2 separate regions of the Homo sapiens genome follow, and region 1 is linked to region 2. A link is a contact called in ENCODE Hi-C or POLR2A ChIA-PET data. All regions are on one chromosome and are shown on one strand. The core of a region is the stretch at or near the end of the contact, and the rest is flanking DNA. Distances in the headings are between cores, read along the strand shown.

Region 1 (2,700 bases), core at 130-2,629, 89 kb before region 2:
GCCTGACCAAGATGGTGAAACCCCATCTCTGCTAACACTACAAAATTTAGCCAGGCGTGGTGGCAGGTACCTGTAATCTCAGCTACTCAGGGGGCTGAGGCAGGAGAATTGCTTGAACCTGGGCAGCAGAGGTTGCAGTTAGCCAAGATTGCGCCACTGCACTCCAGCCTGGGCAAGAGAGTGAGACACTATTTCAAAAAATAATAAATAAATAAATAAACAAACAAGAGACCCGGTGCAGTGGTTCACTCCTGTAATCCCAGCTGTTTGTGAGGCCAAGGTGGGTGGATCGTGGTTCACTCCTATAATCCCAGCTGTTTGTGAGGCCAAGGTGGGTGGATCGCTTGAGTCCAGGAGTTTGAGACTAGCCTGGGCAACATTGCAAAACCCCTTCTTCCCAAAAATATGCAAAAAAATTAGCTGGTCATGGTGGCTTATGCCTGTGGTCCGAGCCACTCTGGAGGGTGAGGTGGGAGGATTGCTTGAGCCTAGGAGGCAGAGGTTGCAGTGAGCCGACATTGTGCCACTGCACTCCAACCTAGGTAACAGAATGAGACCCCATCTCAAATATACAAGTAAACAAATAAACTCTTACATAATAAAATTAATAAATTCCCTCTGTTCTGGCAGGGGGACTAAAAGCTAATTATAAGTAAGTCCTCAAGTCCATGGAAGATTTTAGCTTTCCATGTGAAAGAATCTTCTACAAATCTTTGGCTAGCTGTTTTCACCTCAGAGGTAGCTCAGCCAAGAAGTCTCCTTCCAGATTGTGACCTATTAATTTCTGTGTGTGTGTGGCATCTGGATCTTTTTAAAGCTTCTTAGGCTGAGCCGGGTGTGGTGGCTCACTCCTATAATCCCAGCACTTTGGGATGCCAGGGCGGAAGGATCACTTGAGCCCAGGAATTTTATACCAGCCTGGGCAACATAGTGAGACCCTGTTTCTGCAAAACAAAAAATTAAAAATTAGCGGGGCGTGGTGGTGCATGCCTGTGGTCCCATCCACTAGGGAGTCTGAGGCGGGAGGATCACTTGAGCCCAGGAGGTCAAGGCTGCAGTGAGCTATGATTGCGCCCCTGCACTTCATCCTGGGCAAAAAAGGAGACCCTGTCTCAAAAAATAAAAAATAAAAAAAGGTTAAATGTTTCTAGAAGCAAATCTCTGGTTTGGTGCCTAACATAGTCCAGCATACAGTAGGCGCTCTATCTTTTGCCCTTAACCCTTCTGAGCCTCCCCACCCAGATGCTGTCCTCAAACCCTTTGTCAAAAGAGGTGTCTGGGCAGCTGGCGATGCTCATTCCCCAGGCACAGACTTCTGGGAAGGCAGAGGCCAGTGGCTGGCTGTACGGGTGAGGCCTTGGGCCGCTGCAGCCCTTGGGGACTTGGCCAGTGTCCGGAAGCTGTGGGGGCTGGGTGGCATTTGATGTCCTGGCACCAGCACTGTGACTGGGCAGGCTGTGGCAGTTCTCTTATCGCCCACGCCCACTGCACTTGGGTGGGTCAGCCGTCACAGCCAGCAAGGCTGGCACCCGAAGGCTGCCTCTCCCAATCCTGGCCTTGTCCAACAGCTCAATTTTCCCAATTTTTCTTCCACACCATTGCCGCAACGTTATCTCTGCTTCTCCCAGTACCTGCCAAGGAAAAGGCCTGGGTTGGCTCCAGCAGGGCGTTGGTTTGACTCCTGGCTGTGCTCCTCACCAGCTGTGTGGCCCGAGCAAGCAACCTCAGTGTGCCCGTCGTGAAATGGGATCACACTAATGGTTAGTGGGGATTGGAGAAGTTTTTGTTTTGTTATTTTTATTTGTTTGGTTTTGGTTTTTTAGAGACAGTGTTTTCTGTCATCCAGGCTGGAGTGCAGTGGCGTGATCACAGCTCACTGCAGCCTCTGCCTCCCGGGCTCAAGCGATTCTCCCACCTCAGCCTCCTGAGTAGCTGGGACCACAGGCATGCACCACCACACCCAGATAATATAGTTATTTTTTACTTTTTATTTTCTTTCTTTTTTTTTTTTGAGATGGAGTCTTGCTCTGTCACCCAGGCTAGAGTGCAGTGGCGCAATCTTGGCTTGCCACAACCTCTGCCTCCTGGGTTCAAGTGATTCTCCTGCCTCAGCCTCCCGAGTAGCTGGGACTACAGGCGCCCACCACTATGCCCGGCTAATTTTTTGTATTTTTAGTAGACATGGGGTTTCACCACGTTGGACAGGCTGGTCTCAAACTCCTGACCTCAAGTAATCTGCCTGCCTTGACTTCCCAAAGTGCTGGGATTACAGGTGTAAGCCACTGCGCCTGGCCAAGTTGAAGACTTTGGCTGGGTGTAGTGGCTCATGCCTGTAGTTCAAGCACTTTGGGAGGCTAAGGCAGGAGGACTGCTTGAACCCAGGACTTTGAGACCAGCCTGGGCAACATAGTGAGACCCCGTCTCTTTAAGAAAAATGGAAGAGGGTGGTAGCAGAGTCAGAGGAGGACATGGAACGACGGAAGCGAGGTGGGTTTGATGTGATTGCTGTCTTTAAAAATGGAAGAAGTGGCCAGGAGCCAAGGAATGTGGGCGGCCTCTAGAAGGTGAAACAGACAAGGAAACAGATTTTCCCCTAAAATCTCCGAAAGAAACAGCCCTGCCTACACATCGATTGTAGCCCAGTGAGATGCATTTTGTGCTTCTGTCCTCCTGAGCTGTGAGATAATAAATTTGTGGTTT
Region 2 (2,700 bases), core at 122-2,621:
GTAGCCCAATCATAGCTCACTGCAGCCTCCAACTCTTCAGCTCAAGTGATCCTCCTGCCTCAGCTTCTTGAGTAGCTGAGACTACAGGGGCGTGCCACCACACCATGTTAATGTTTTTGTTTTGATTTTGTTTTTGTTTTTGTTTTTTAGATGAAGTCTCGCTTTGTCGCCCAGGCTGGAGTGCAGTGGCGCAATCGTGGCTCGACCTCCGCCTCCCGGGTTCAAGCGATTCTCCTGCCTCAGCCTCCCGAATAGCTGGGACTACAGGCACGCACCCCCACGCCCGGCTAATTTTTGTATTTTTTTAGTAGAGACGGGGTTTCACCATACTGGCCAGGCTGGTCTTGAACTCCTGACATCGTGATCCGCCCGCCTTGGCCTCCCAAAGTGCTGGGATTACAGGCGTGAGCCACCGTGCCTGGCTCACAACCTGTTAATTTTTTAATTTTTAAAACTTTTTTTTCTTTTTGACACAGAGTTTTGCTCCTGTTACCCAGGCTGGGGTGCAATGGCACGATCTCGGCTCACTGCAAACTCCGCCTCCCAGGTTCAAGCAATTATCCTGCCTCAGCCTTCGGAGTAGCTGGGATTACAGGCATGCACCACCATGCCTGGCTAATTTTGTATTTTTAGTAGAGACGGGGTTTCTCCACATTGGTCAGGCTGGTCTCGAACTCCCAACATCAGGTCATCCGCCCGCCTCAGCCTCTCAAAGCGCTGGGATTACAGGCGTGAGCCACCGCACCCAGCCACACCAGCTTAATTTTTTTTTTTTTTTTTTTTTTGAGATGGAGTCTCGCTCTGTCACCCAGGCTGGAGTGCAGTGGCACGATCTCGGCTCACTGCAAGCTCTGCCTCCCAGGTTCACGCCATTCTCCTGCCTCGGCCTCCGGAGTAGCTGGGACTACAGGTGCCTGCCACTGCGCCCGGCTAATTTTTTGTATTTTTAGTAGAGACGGGGTTTCACTGTGTTAGCCAGGATGGTCTCCATCCCATGACCTCGTGATCCTCCCTCCTCGGCCTCCCAAAGTGCTGGGATTACAGGCGTGAGCCACCACCCCCGGCCCTTTATTCAATCTTTACAAAGTCTTTATGCCGAGATGCTGTAATTCGCCACATTTTATCCAAGAGAAAATTATGGCTAAGAGAGTCTCTGATTGTAGCTCGAAAGTGCTAGGGATGGGATTCGTTCCCAGTTCAATTCTGATTCTTCGCTTTAGCGTGTTGTGGGTAGGAGTTAAATGGGCCCCCAGCCAGGACCAGGGGTTCAAATCCGTTGCCATGGTCCCCCGACGCTTTCCCGGGCTCCAGAACGGATCGCGTGGTCACGTGACAGCGGCCAACATGGCGCCGCCCACTGTGTGGTACGGCCCACGTGGTTCCGACAGTCAAGATGGCGGGAGCAGCTACCCAGGCTTCCCTGGAGTCGGCCCCACGGATCATGCGGCTGGTGGCCGAATGCAGCCGCTCCAGGGCCCGGGCAGGCGAGCTGTGGCTGCCGCATGGGACAGTGGCCACTCCTGTGTTCATGCCAGTGGGCACGCAGGCCACCATGAAGGGCATCACGACCGAACAGCTGGACGCTCTGGGTTGCCGCATCTGCCTGGGCAATACCTACCATCTGGGTCTAAGGCCGGTGGGTGGGCTCTGCCCGCGCGGGGAGGCGGCGAGGCGGCGAGGCGTGGGGAGCCATGGAGCGTCCTCCAGGCCCGGACACTCCTCCCAAAGTCAATCGACCAGCTGTATTGAGCGCCCCCAATGACCAGGCCTTGTACTGGGCGTGAAAGAGCAGCAGGGACTAAAGCTGGCCAGATCTGTCTCCCAAGAAGGGCCCCCAGGGACGCGGTCACCCCTAACCTGACACTTTCTTCCATCAACCCAGGGACCCGAGCTGATCCAGAAAGCCAACGGTCTCCACGGCTTCATGAATTGGCCTCATAATCTGCTAACGGTGAGCTGAGGAGAGAGCCGACGTTCTAGGGCCCTTCTCTGGAGTGAAGGGTCCCCATCTCCACCCCCTGACAGCTTTGCGGTGGGGTTTCCCTTAGGACAGCGGCGGTTTCCAGATGGTGTCGCTGGTGTCTCTGTCCGAGGTGACGGAGGAGGGCGTCCGCTTCCGCTCCCCCTACGACGGCAATGAGACCCTGCTGAGCCCGGAGAAATCCGTGCAGATCCAGAATGCGCTGGGTGAGAGGACCCTGGGGAGCCGCCTCCTTACCCTGTCTGTCAGGGGGTGAAGTTTACACGGGGCCTGTTTTTTAGCTGTTGTGTGGCTTTGAGCAGGTCACTCCTCGCTGAGCTTCAGTTGAACCAACTCAAAGCGGGGGTAAATAGTAGCAGGTCTTTGGTAGAATTGTTGACAAGTACATATGAGATGATGTCAGTAAATCTCCATCCCAGCCATGTAGTAGCTTAAGTATTATTATTGCAGTTTTTCTCTCATTAGCAAATTAAGACTGGACGTGGAAGCTCATGCCTGTAATCCCAGCAATTTGGGAAACTGAGGCGGGAAGATCACTTGAGGCCGGGAGTTGGAGACCAGCTTGGGCAATACAGGGAGACCCTGTCTCTACCAAAATAAAAAATAAAAAATAAAAAAAACAAATTAATTGGACAAATATCTGTTGAAATAATGGTGGCAACAAGAGGATTGGGGAGGCTTTAGGCTTCTCCCATATCCTCAATATCCTTCTTTTTTTT

What was found. A loop is a pair of places that touch in the nucleus more often than their neighbours do. ChIA-PET counts read pairs that join two places held with the same protein, here RNA polymerase II (POLR2A). Pooled maps may share reads with other maps.
Region 1: a map of endothelial cell of hepatic sinusoid shows a loop between it and region 2 (7-fold over the local background). The contact joins the enhancer-like site here to the promoter of QTRT1 in region 2. A Hi-C loop is called at or near these places in 2 of 168 maps with a recorded cell type or tissue (endothelial cell of hepatic sinusoid and naive thymus-derived CD4-positive, alpha-beta T cell) and 8 of 50 pooled maps. POLR2A ChIA-PET finds 5 or more read pairs at or near these places in 20 of 52 experiments (A673, BJ, CD4-positive, alpha-beta T cell and 14 more).

What each region holds. Positions count from the first base shown.
Region 1 is chr19:10,611,257-10,613,956 of GRCh38, forward strand. It overlaps a transcript of SLC44A2 not described here. Among named protein-coding and RNA genes, the nearest start is that of SLC44A2, 13 kb to the right of the region's middle. Within about 2 kb of position 1,380, at least 20 of the 41 ENCODE cell types and tissues checked have a DNase peak (open chromatin) inside an H3K27ac peak, as active enhancers do.
Region 2 is chr19:10,700,068-10,702,767 of GRCh38, forward strand. QTRT1 (queuine tRNA-ribosyltransferase catalytic subunit 1) reads left to right here and starts at 1,372. Exons shown (of 10, transcript NM_031209.3): 1 at 1,372-1,636; 2 at 1,883-1,951; 3 at 2,049-2,187. The coding sequence starts at 1,394. RefSeq lists enhancers at 1,089-1,837, 1,316-1,405, 2,166-2,355 and a silencer at 1,626-1,685.